Regions from separate parts of the Homo sapiens genome. Here region 1 is linked to region 2. The links are chromatin loops, found by intact Hi-C in ENCODE. Cell type or tissue: PC-3. All regions are shown on one strand. Each heading gives the region's core, and the rest is flanking DNA. Links, peaks and the distances in the headings are about the cores only.

Region 1 (4,389 bases), core at 198-4,197, 67 kb before region 2:
TGAGCCACCGTGCCCTGCCAGTTTTTTCATTTCCATATTTAGTGCTTCTTTCAGAAGCTCTTACAAGGCAGGTGTGGTGGTAATGAAATTCCTCAGCATTTGCTTGTCTGTAAAGGAATTTATTTCTCCTTTGCTTATGAAGCTTAGTTTGGCTGGATATGAAATTCTGGTTTGAAAATTCTTTTCTTTAAGAATGTTGAATATTGGCCCCAACTCTCTTCTGGCTTGTAGAGTTTATGCTGAGAGGTTTGCTGTTAGTCTAATGGGCTTCCCTTTGTAGGTTACCTGACCTTTCTCTCTGGCTGCCCTTAACACTTTTTCCTTCATTTCTACCTTGGAGAATCTAATGATTATGTGTCTTGGGGTTGATCTTCTCATGGAATATCTTAGTAGTGTTCTCTGTATTTCCTGAATTTGAATGTTGGCTTGTCTTGCTAGGTTGGGGAAGTTCTCCTAGATAATATCTTGAAGTGTGTTTTCCAGCTTGTTTCCATTCTCCTTGTCTCCTTCAGGTACTCCAATCAATTTTATGTTCAGTCTTTTTATGAAGTCCCATATTTCTTGGAGGCTTTGTTCATTCCTTTTTATTCTTTTTTTCTCTAATCTTGTCTGCATGCCTTATTTCAGCAAAGTTGTCTTCAAACTCTGATATCCTTTCTTCCACTTGGTCGATTTAGCTATTGATATTTGTGTATGCTTCACAAAGTTCTTGTACAGTGTTTTTCAGCTCCATCAGCTCACTTATGTTCCTCTCTAAACTGGTTATTCTACTTAGCAGCTCCTCTAACCTTTTAATAAGGTTCTTAGCTTCTTTGCATTGGGTTAGAACATGCTCCCTTAGCTCAGCGGAGTTTTTGTTACCCATCTTCTGAAGCCTACTTCTGTCAATTCATCCATCTCTTCCTCCATCCAGTTCTGCACCCTTCCTGGAGAGGCGCAATCATTTGGAGGAGAAGAGGCACTCTGGCCTTTTGGGTTTACAGCATGTTTTTGTTGATTCTTTCTCATCTTCATGAGTTTGTCTAGTTTCGATCTCTGAGGCTGTTGACCCTTGGATGGGGTTTTTGTGGAGAATTTTTTTGTTGTTGATGATGCTGTTGTTGTTGCTTTCTGTTTGTTTTTCTTTTGATGGTCAGATACCTCTTTTGTAGGGCTGCTATGGCTTGCTGTGGGTTCACGTCCTATTCATCTGGTTTGCTCCCATGCCTGGAGATGTCTCTCAAGGAGGCTGGAGAACAGTAAAGATGGGTGCCTCTTTCTTCTTCTGGGACCTCTAACCTTCAGGGGAACCAACCTGATGCCAGTAGGATCGCTCCTGTATAGAGTATCTGACAACCCCTGTTGGAGGGTCTAACCCAGTTGGGTGGCTCAGGGAACAGGACCAATTTAACGAAGCACTTTGACTGTTCCTCGGTGGAGGGGGCATGCTTTGATGAGGGTAAACCCACTCATCTGGGCTGGCTGGATTCCTCAGAACTACCAGGAGGAAAGGCTAAGTCTGCTGGTCTACAGAGACTATGGCCACCCCTCCCACTAGGGGCTCAGGCCCAGGGAGATCCAGGTTCTGTCCTTGAGCCTCTGGCTGGAGTTGTTGGAGTTCCTGCAGGGAAGTCCCACCTAGTGAGGAAGGATGGCTCAGGGTCAGGACTGAAGAGGCGCTCTGGCCGCAGTCTGCCACTGCCAGTGTGTTGGGCTATGGGGGAAACCTCTTGGGACCAAGCCATCCAGTCTCCCTGGCTCCAGCAGGGGAAAAGCGTGGCCTGGAGCTATAGAGATGGAAGCCTCCCTTCCCCCACCCAGGGAGCTTAGCGTGTTAGGCAGTTATGAGTCGCAGTGCTGGCTGCTGCCCCTCCCACAAGGAGCTCAAATGGCTTACATAGCAGGCAGTCGCAGCTGTGGTGCTTGTCGCCCCTCCCCCTGGGAGCTCTGCAGGCTTAAGCAGATTCCAGCTGAGAGGCTGTTGAGAATCTGCGTGACTCAGGGGTTGGGACTCTGGGCCCCAGTGGCGTGGGTTCACGAATGGGATCTTCTGATCCATGGGTTCCACAGTTCCATGGAAAAACCACGGTTTCCCCGCCTGGGTAGCGCACTCAACACCTCCCTTGGCTGGGGGGTGGGGGCTCCCCTGCCCCGTGTGGCTCTCAGGTGGACCGCTGCACCACACTGCTCTTCCTTTCTCTCCATGAATCACATCAGCTGCCTAGTCAGTTCCGATGAGAGAACCTGGATACCTTGGTTACCTGTGAAGGATTCACACGCTAATTATGGTTCTTTTCGATGAGCGCCTCTGATCGCCTCTGTTTCTAGTTGGCCATCTTGGCCTTGCCCCCTGTGGATTTCTCATGAATAGTTTAGCACCATCCCCTTTGTGCTGTTCTCATGATAGTGAGTTCTCATGAGATCTAGTCATTTAAAAGTGTGTAGCACCTCCCCACCTTCTCTTGCTCCTGCTCCTGCTCCTGCCATGTGAGACACCTGCTCCCTCTTTGCCTTCTGCCATGATTGGAAGCATCCTGAGCTTGCAGAACTGTAAGCCAATTAAAACTCTTTTCTTTTTAAATTACCCAGACTCAGATATTTATTTATGGCCTTTATAGCAGTGTGAGAACAGACTATTACATTCCCTTCTTGATGTTTTCAAGGTACTTCCTTCTGTCTCTCTTCAGTAGTGCTAGAGGGTTCTGCTTTTTTCTTCCATTTTGTTCTGTGATCCAAACAGAAGTGTCTGAAAACCCCAGTCTGAATACTTTAAAATATGTTTTAATATAGTAAAACTCATTTTTAATGCAGTGGCTTCCACACAAATTCAATTAGTCACCAATTGAGAACCCTAAAGGTTGAAGTATTCTGAACTAAGTTTATTGTTCATTGTTCCACCTCATAAAATTTAGGCAACATTTGAGCAAGGCCTTAAAATATAACTAGAATATGGACATGTAGAGGTTAAGGAGGAGGGCATCTCAGGCAGAGGAAACAGCAAATACAAACACAAGTAGGCAGCAAAGAACATAACTCAGAATAGGATAGTTCCAGAAAATCCCATGCTCTACACTTGTGCACAAAGATTATAGTCCCATTTAAGCCAATGGTTTCTGTAATGCATTTAAATGGTGTGGTAGGCAGAATAATAGTCTCCCAAAGATGTCTAAGTCCTAATACCCAGCACCTGTGAATATGTTACCTTATATGGCAAATGATAATTAAGGTTGCTAATTAACTGAACTTGCAATGGGAGAGATTCTCCTGGATTATCTAGATGGGTCCAATGTGATCACAAGGATCCTTAAAAGTGGAAAAGGGAGTGTATTAGTCCGTTCTCCCACTGCTGTAAAGAAAAACCTGAAACTGGGTTTTTCTTTATAATATAGTATAATTCATAAAGAAAATTTATAAAGAAAAGAGGTTTAATTGGCTCACAGATCAGCATGCTGTACAGGAAGCATGGCTGGGGAGACCTCAGGAAACTTTCAATCATAGTGGAAGGCAAAAGGGAAGCAGGCAACATGTTAACATGGACAGGAGTAGGAGGAGGAAGAGAGTTAATGGGTGGGGACGGTGCTACACACTTTTAAACAACGAGATATCCTGAGAACTCACTATCATGAGAACAGCAAGGGGAAAATTCACCCCGACCATCTAATCCCCTCCACCAGGCCCCTCCTCCAACATGGGGGATTACAATTGGACATGAGATTTGGGCAGGGACTCAAATTCACACCATATCAGGGAGGTAGGAGAGTAACAGGAAGATGTGATTAGGAAAGAAAGGCTCAGAGAGTTTCAACATTGTTGGTTTTGAAGAGGAAGAGGACCATGGGCAAGGAATGTGAGTGGCCTCTAGAAGCTGGAAAGGGCAAGGAAAAAAATCCTCATCTAGAGCCTCCAAAAAGGAACACAGTTCTGCTGACATGTTGACTTTAGCTCTGTCCATGTCATAACTCTACCCTACAGAATGGTAAGACAGTAAATGGGCATTGTTTTAAGCCACTATGTTAGTGGTGATTTGTTACAGCAGCAATAGGAAACTAATATAAATGGTTATTTGTGTGATTACTTGATTAATGTCTTGCTCCCCTGCTAGATATGTAAACTCCTTAAGTGCAAGAGCCCTTTTTTTGCTCACTTTAATATCTTCAGCATCTGACACAGAAAAAGTATGGTATAAATGTTTGATAAATTTGTGACTGAATGGCTTACCAGTCATATCCTACATGAGAACATTATGGCAACATCAATACCATCAGAGTCAGATTCTTTGTCCTTGTATATATATGTATGCCTGTTTCTGTCTTTTTTGCGTGGGCTCTTTGTCTTTCTTCTTCCCCTTCTCTCTTCCTTACTTCTGTCCCTATTTCTTAATTGGTCATAACAAAGAACTGAAGTACACCT
Region 2 (4,373 bases), core at 374-4,373:
CTTCCCCACTGCATGACCCAGTTCACCTGCCTGAGTGTCTTCTCTCTGCTTGGAATAAGGTGTATTTGATTGGGGCCCTGGTTCCCGGCCTAGCTCTTGCTAAGTTCCTCCTCTGGAGGCTGAGTGCTTTTCCCTGTCCTCCCCTACCACCTCTGGGCTGGTTAGTTATGATGCACAGGTGGCCACACTCAGCCATTTCTGACAAGAGGTCTGGGTTTACCTCACCTGGGCTTAAGGAGATTTTTTGTTTTTAGGAAGGAGGCTTAGTTTAGCTGTCACCATCATAACCCATCAAATGGTCAGGCAACTAACAATGTGCTAAAGAAGATAGGTAGACAAGATTGGCCAGTGATATTTGCCAACTTTCTCATCGCTCAGCAAGTTGCTCCATGTTTGACAACAGGAGTCAGTCTTGCTGTATTATTATTATTATTGAGACAGGGTCTCACTCGTTCACCCAGGTTGGAGCACAGTAGCACGATCTTGGCTCACTGCAACCTCTGCCTCCTGGGCTCAACAAATCTTCCCACCTCAGCCTCCTGGGTAGCTGAGACTACAGGTACGTACCACCATGACTGGCAAATTTGCTGTATTATTAAAAAGACAAAATCTCAGGACATTGATTCGCTGTCTACATCTATATTCAACTGTCACTTCTGCTGCTATCAGTATTTCTGCCTCCTCATAATTTGCTGTTTCTCATTTTCTGTGGCTACAGAAACAATAAACACACTTGTAAGGATTTAGCCTGAAGTAAAGAAATTGGCTCTCAGGAAGATTCTTTTATGAGTAAAGCTGGCAAACTTTATTGTATGTATGCTGACATCTTTTTGACTTCCTGGAGGCCCACTCCCTCTTATTTTTCCCTTCTTACTTCTTTATTCTCAGCTTTGTTCCAGATATGTGAGATTGCCAGAGAAGTGACCTCTGGATGATGAGGTGTTAGTTGGGTTCTGGAGAGTGGCTCTCACTTTGCTTCAGCAGTTTTCTTGTTGGCTCAGGCCTCCTTCTCCTTTGGGGCCAGCGAAGCCCACTGCTCTAGGTTAAAGACAGGAGGTGGGAGGTGGGAGTTGAGTAGCAGAGGTGTAGACATAGTCTTAGCCCAGTCTAGGAGACATTGAGAAGAGGCCAGTGATGGATGGTGGGGCGGGAAATGTGACATTTTCCTCTTTGAATATAATGAGACCATTTGGAATAGATATTTTTCTGCCAAACTATCTGCTTAAGCCCCCCAGGGAATGGCAGAGGGAACTAACATCTGCCAAATATACAGGTCAAACAGCATATAGACGGGGCTGGCCCAGCAATTCCTTCAAACCAGTGGAAGTCCAGAGGTTCCAGAGCCTGGGCCAGGTATCTGGGGAGAAAAGAAGGGTAGGCCCAAGGGAGACTAATGAGACAGAGAGAGACTGTGTGTGTGTGTGTGTGTGTGTGTGTGTGTGTGTGTGTCTGAGACAGGGCAGAAGGTCGAGGTGCGGGGGAGAGAGAAGAGAGGGAACCAACTTGTACTGTAACTTATGGTGACAACGCATCCTGGGATGGAACATTGTTCTTTTTCAAACATTGACTCAGCCATCTTTTGTTTTTTCTTCCAAATCTTTTCCTTACTTTTTCTCTCCCACTTCTTCCTCTCCTTCCCTTCCCTCCTCCAGGATAGTGGAGAACATCTGGGAAGATGGAGTGGCCCATTGCTGGAGCAGTATCTTTGAAAACAGAAGAGACTATCATCTTGCTGCCCCTCCTGTTTTGCAATTCTAACATCCATTCAGGACCTGTTTGTGTCTCTCCTTCCTGTTCATTTTAGGAGGTTGAATAAAAGCACATGAACTGCAAATCTCTCCTCTGATAACCCTGTTTCTCTGTGTTTTTCTCTGAGTCACTGGGGAGAATCACACATCTTTTTGGATGGAGCACTTGGCTGGAGGTGGAGGACCTGGCTCATGTTCCTAAGCTCTACTATATATTTTTGATGTGACCTTCGGCAAGTTCCTGTCCTCTTTGGGGCCTTAGCTTCTTTTTCAATAAGTATGATAAAAGAAATGGAAAACTTTTGGAGCTGGCACTCAAAAGTAATGTTAATTAGAATACTTGGGCTTCTGAGATCTTCCTAGCTCTTGCCACCCCGCTTCTTACCTCTGTTCGTCCCAGGCATCAGTTAGTTAACCGAAAAGCCACACCCAAGAATATGGTCCCAGTAGAGGAGTTGATTTATTTTTTCACTTCTTAGTGTAAAAGATATAATCACAAAGAGTCCTCAAGTAAGAAGAGGGCAGGAGTAGGGTTCTGGAAGCATAGGCATTTTGTGGATAAAGGCAAATACTTATCCCTCTGAACTTTCCCGACCCCTTCCATTCAAAGGTTCAGGATGAAGTGTTTGAATTGCTGTTAAACAGGGAATTTGGCCCAGAAGCAGCCCATTTCCCGAGTGGTAGTTGGGGGTGGGGAAACTGTTGGTCTGAATAGGATGTACAGTTGGCTATACTGGGTGGGGTGGGGATCTGTGGGCCCAGTCCTCCTTCCCTTATGACTGGGCACCTAGCAGCAGGGTTGTGGGTCCGCTTTGTCTTGTCCAACTGTGAAAGTAGCAAGAATGGGAGCCTCTGCAAGGGGCTGCAGCTGCCTTCCAAGGAATTTCAGTGATATCTGGGAGTACAGAGGCTGAGTCATATTTTGGGATAGGATTGTGTTTTTATACCCGCAATGCAGGGTGTTGCCATAATATTAATCATTATTATGGTTAAAAACAAATAAACTCATCCTGCAGTTATGACAAATCTGTGTCTTGGCTCTTTCTTGCCCTTACATTGTCTTTCTTTTAGCTTCTGCCTTAAGAAACCAGAGTTTAACCCCATATAGCCAGAATAAGCAACTGTCTTTCTAACATCATTTCAGGAATACATGTTAAGTATCTAATTTTTAAAAATCTTCCATATTTATGTACTAAGACCTACAATACCATCCTGTCAAAATGCAAATGCTGCTTAAGCTTCATTAGTTACTTTGATCTTAATATTACTGGGCCATTAATATTGTTTCCTGAGAGAAGGAGATTGGGTGAAAGGAGAGACCACAAGGGTCCTGGACATCTGACCAGGGAGAGAGAGGCCACAGAAAGGATATAGAGGCACCAAAGACAAATCACCAACCTGTCAATTTTTCCATGGACCAGTTGTAGACACAGGTCATGGCTACAGCAGCAGGGGGTCTGTGATTGTGGAGAAAGGTAAGGAGGGAGGAGTAAAAGGAAGATTCACTGAAGTTTGAGGAGCCATTCCCTCAGCGTTGGCCTCAGGTTCTGGCTCTAGAGCAATAGACTCTGACCTTACAAAAGGAGAAAGATGCCTGCTTGTGTGTGTGGGCTGTTTCAGGTGGATCCCATGGGCCTTGGACAGTTTCTGTGGGTCAGGCCTTGGCTTCAGAGCCTTGAGTTCCTACAAAGTTGACAGAGGCTGAACCAGCTGGGGAACTGCTAGGTATCTGGCAGGAGCGGGAAGAGCCCATCAGGACTTGGGCTCAGTGAGAGACCTGAATACTGGGGCAAAGAGTGCCTTCAGAATGTAGCCCACTCTGTTAGCCTAGGTCCCCAACCTAATCTTACCTAGTGACCAAGAAATGCACTTTGCTCTTTTCTGGACCCCATTCTATCTTGACCAAATCAGAAAACAGGCTCATTGCTGCCCTACATATCTTTCACCCGGGCTTCGATGAAAGCAGATAAGCTAGGGTGGAGAGTCTCCAGTTATGGTCTCAGCAACCATCTTCCTGTCATTTTCTCCACCGCTTTCCTGCATGTACTGTCATTTGGGTTGTGGCAAAAATGGCATCTCCTCAGAGACTGTCTCTCACTCTCCTAGTTAGATAGCTTCTCCCATCTCCAGCCATATCACTTCACTCTGGTTATTGTCTTCATAGCACCTATCACCATCTCAAATTGTCATTTGGTTTGTTTTGTTGTTCATTATCTCTCCCATCTCCCTGTGCCATGCTGTGTGTGATTCATGAAGCAGGGGCTGACTGCATTTTGGTCCCCCAGTCTATCCCCTAAATCTGGCAGAATTGGGTAGGCCTCTTCTCTGCTCTGTATCCTGAGTACAACCTACATGTCCTCACTTTGTACCTTTGCTCAAAGTATTTTTCCTCTCTGGAATGTCCTCTTCCCTATCCACTGAATCCTTCTTGTCCTGAAATGCTGGATTTAAATCCCACCCCCTCCAGAAAGGCCTCCCTGATTACCTCAACTGACAGAGAGCTTTTCCTTCTCTGACTGCTACAGCCTTGACTGGGTTTGCTACATATTTTGCTATTTCTGTTTTCACTGTCTTATAGTCCTTTCCAATTTTTTCCCTTGCATTCGTCTTTTCTCTCCAGATTGA

What was found. A loop is a pair of places that touch in the nucleus more often than their neighbours do. Peaks named below come from ENCODE experiments on the same cell type or tissue, not always from the same donor. Only the 100,000 strongest peaks of a DNase experiment are listed, where the experiment ranks them.
Region 1: a loop joins it to region 2, with 4 times the contacts of the local background. A loop is called at or near these places in 1 of 110 quality-filtered maps.

Annotation. Positions count from the first base shown.
Region 1 is chrX:77,491,821-77,496,209 of GRCh38, reverse strand. No RefSeq gene overlaps it. Among named protein-coding and RNA genes, the nearest start is that of FGF16, 47 kb to the right of the region's middle. RefSeq lists an enhancer at 1,448-2,030 and a silencer at 1,720-2,036. In PC-3, for the core only: no CTCF peak of the experiment used is centred there; a DNase peak (open chromatin) is centred at 1,859.
Region 2 is chrX:77,425,293-77,429,665 of GRCh38, reverse strand. No RefSeq gene overlaps it. Among named protein-coding and RNA genes, the nearest start is that of FGF16, 20 kb to the left of the region's middle. In PC-3, for the core only: no CTCF peak of the experiment used is centred there; a DNase peak (open chromatin) is centred at 2,695; H3K27ac peaks cover 2,701 bases.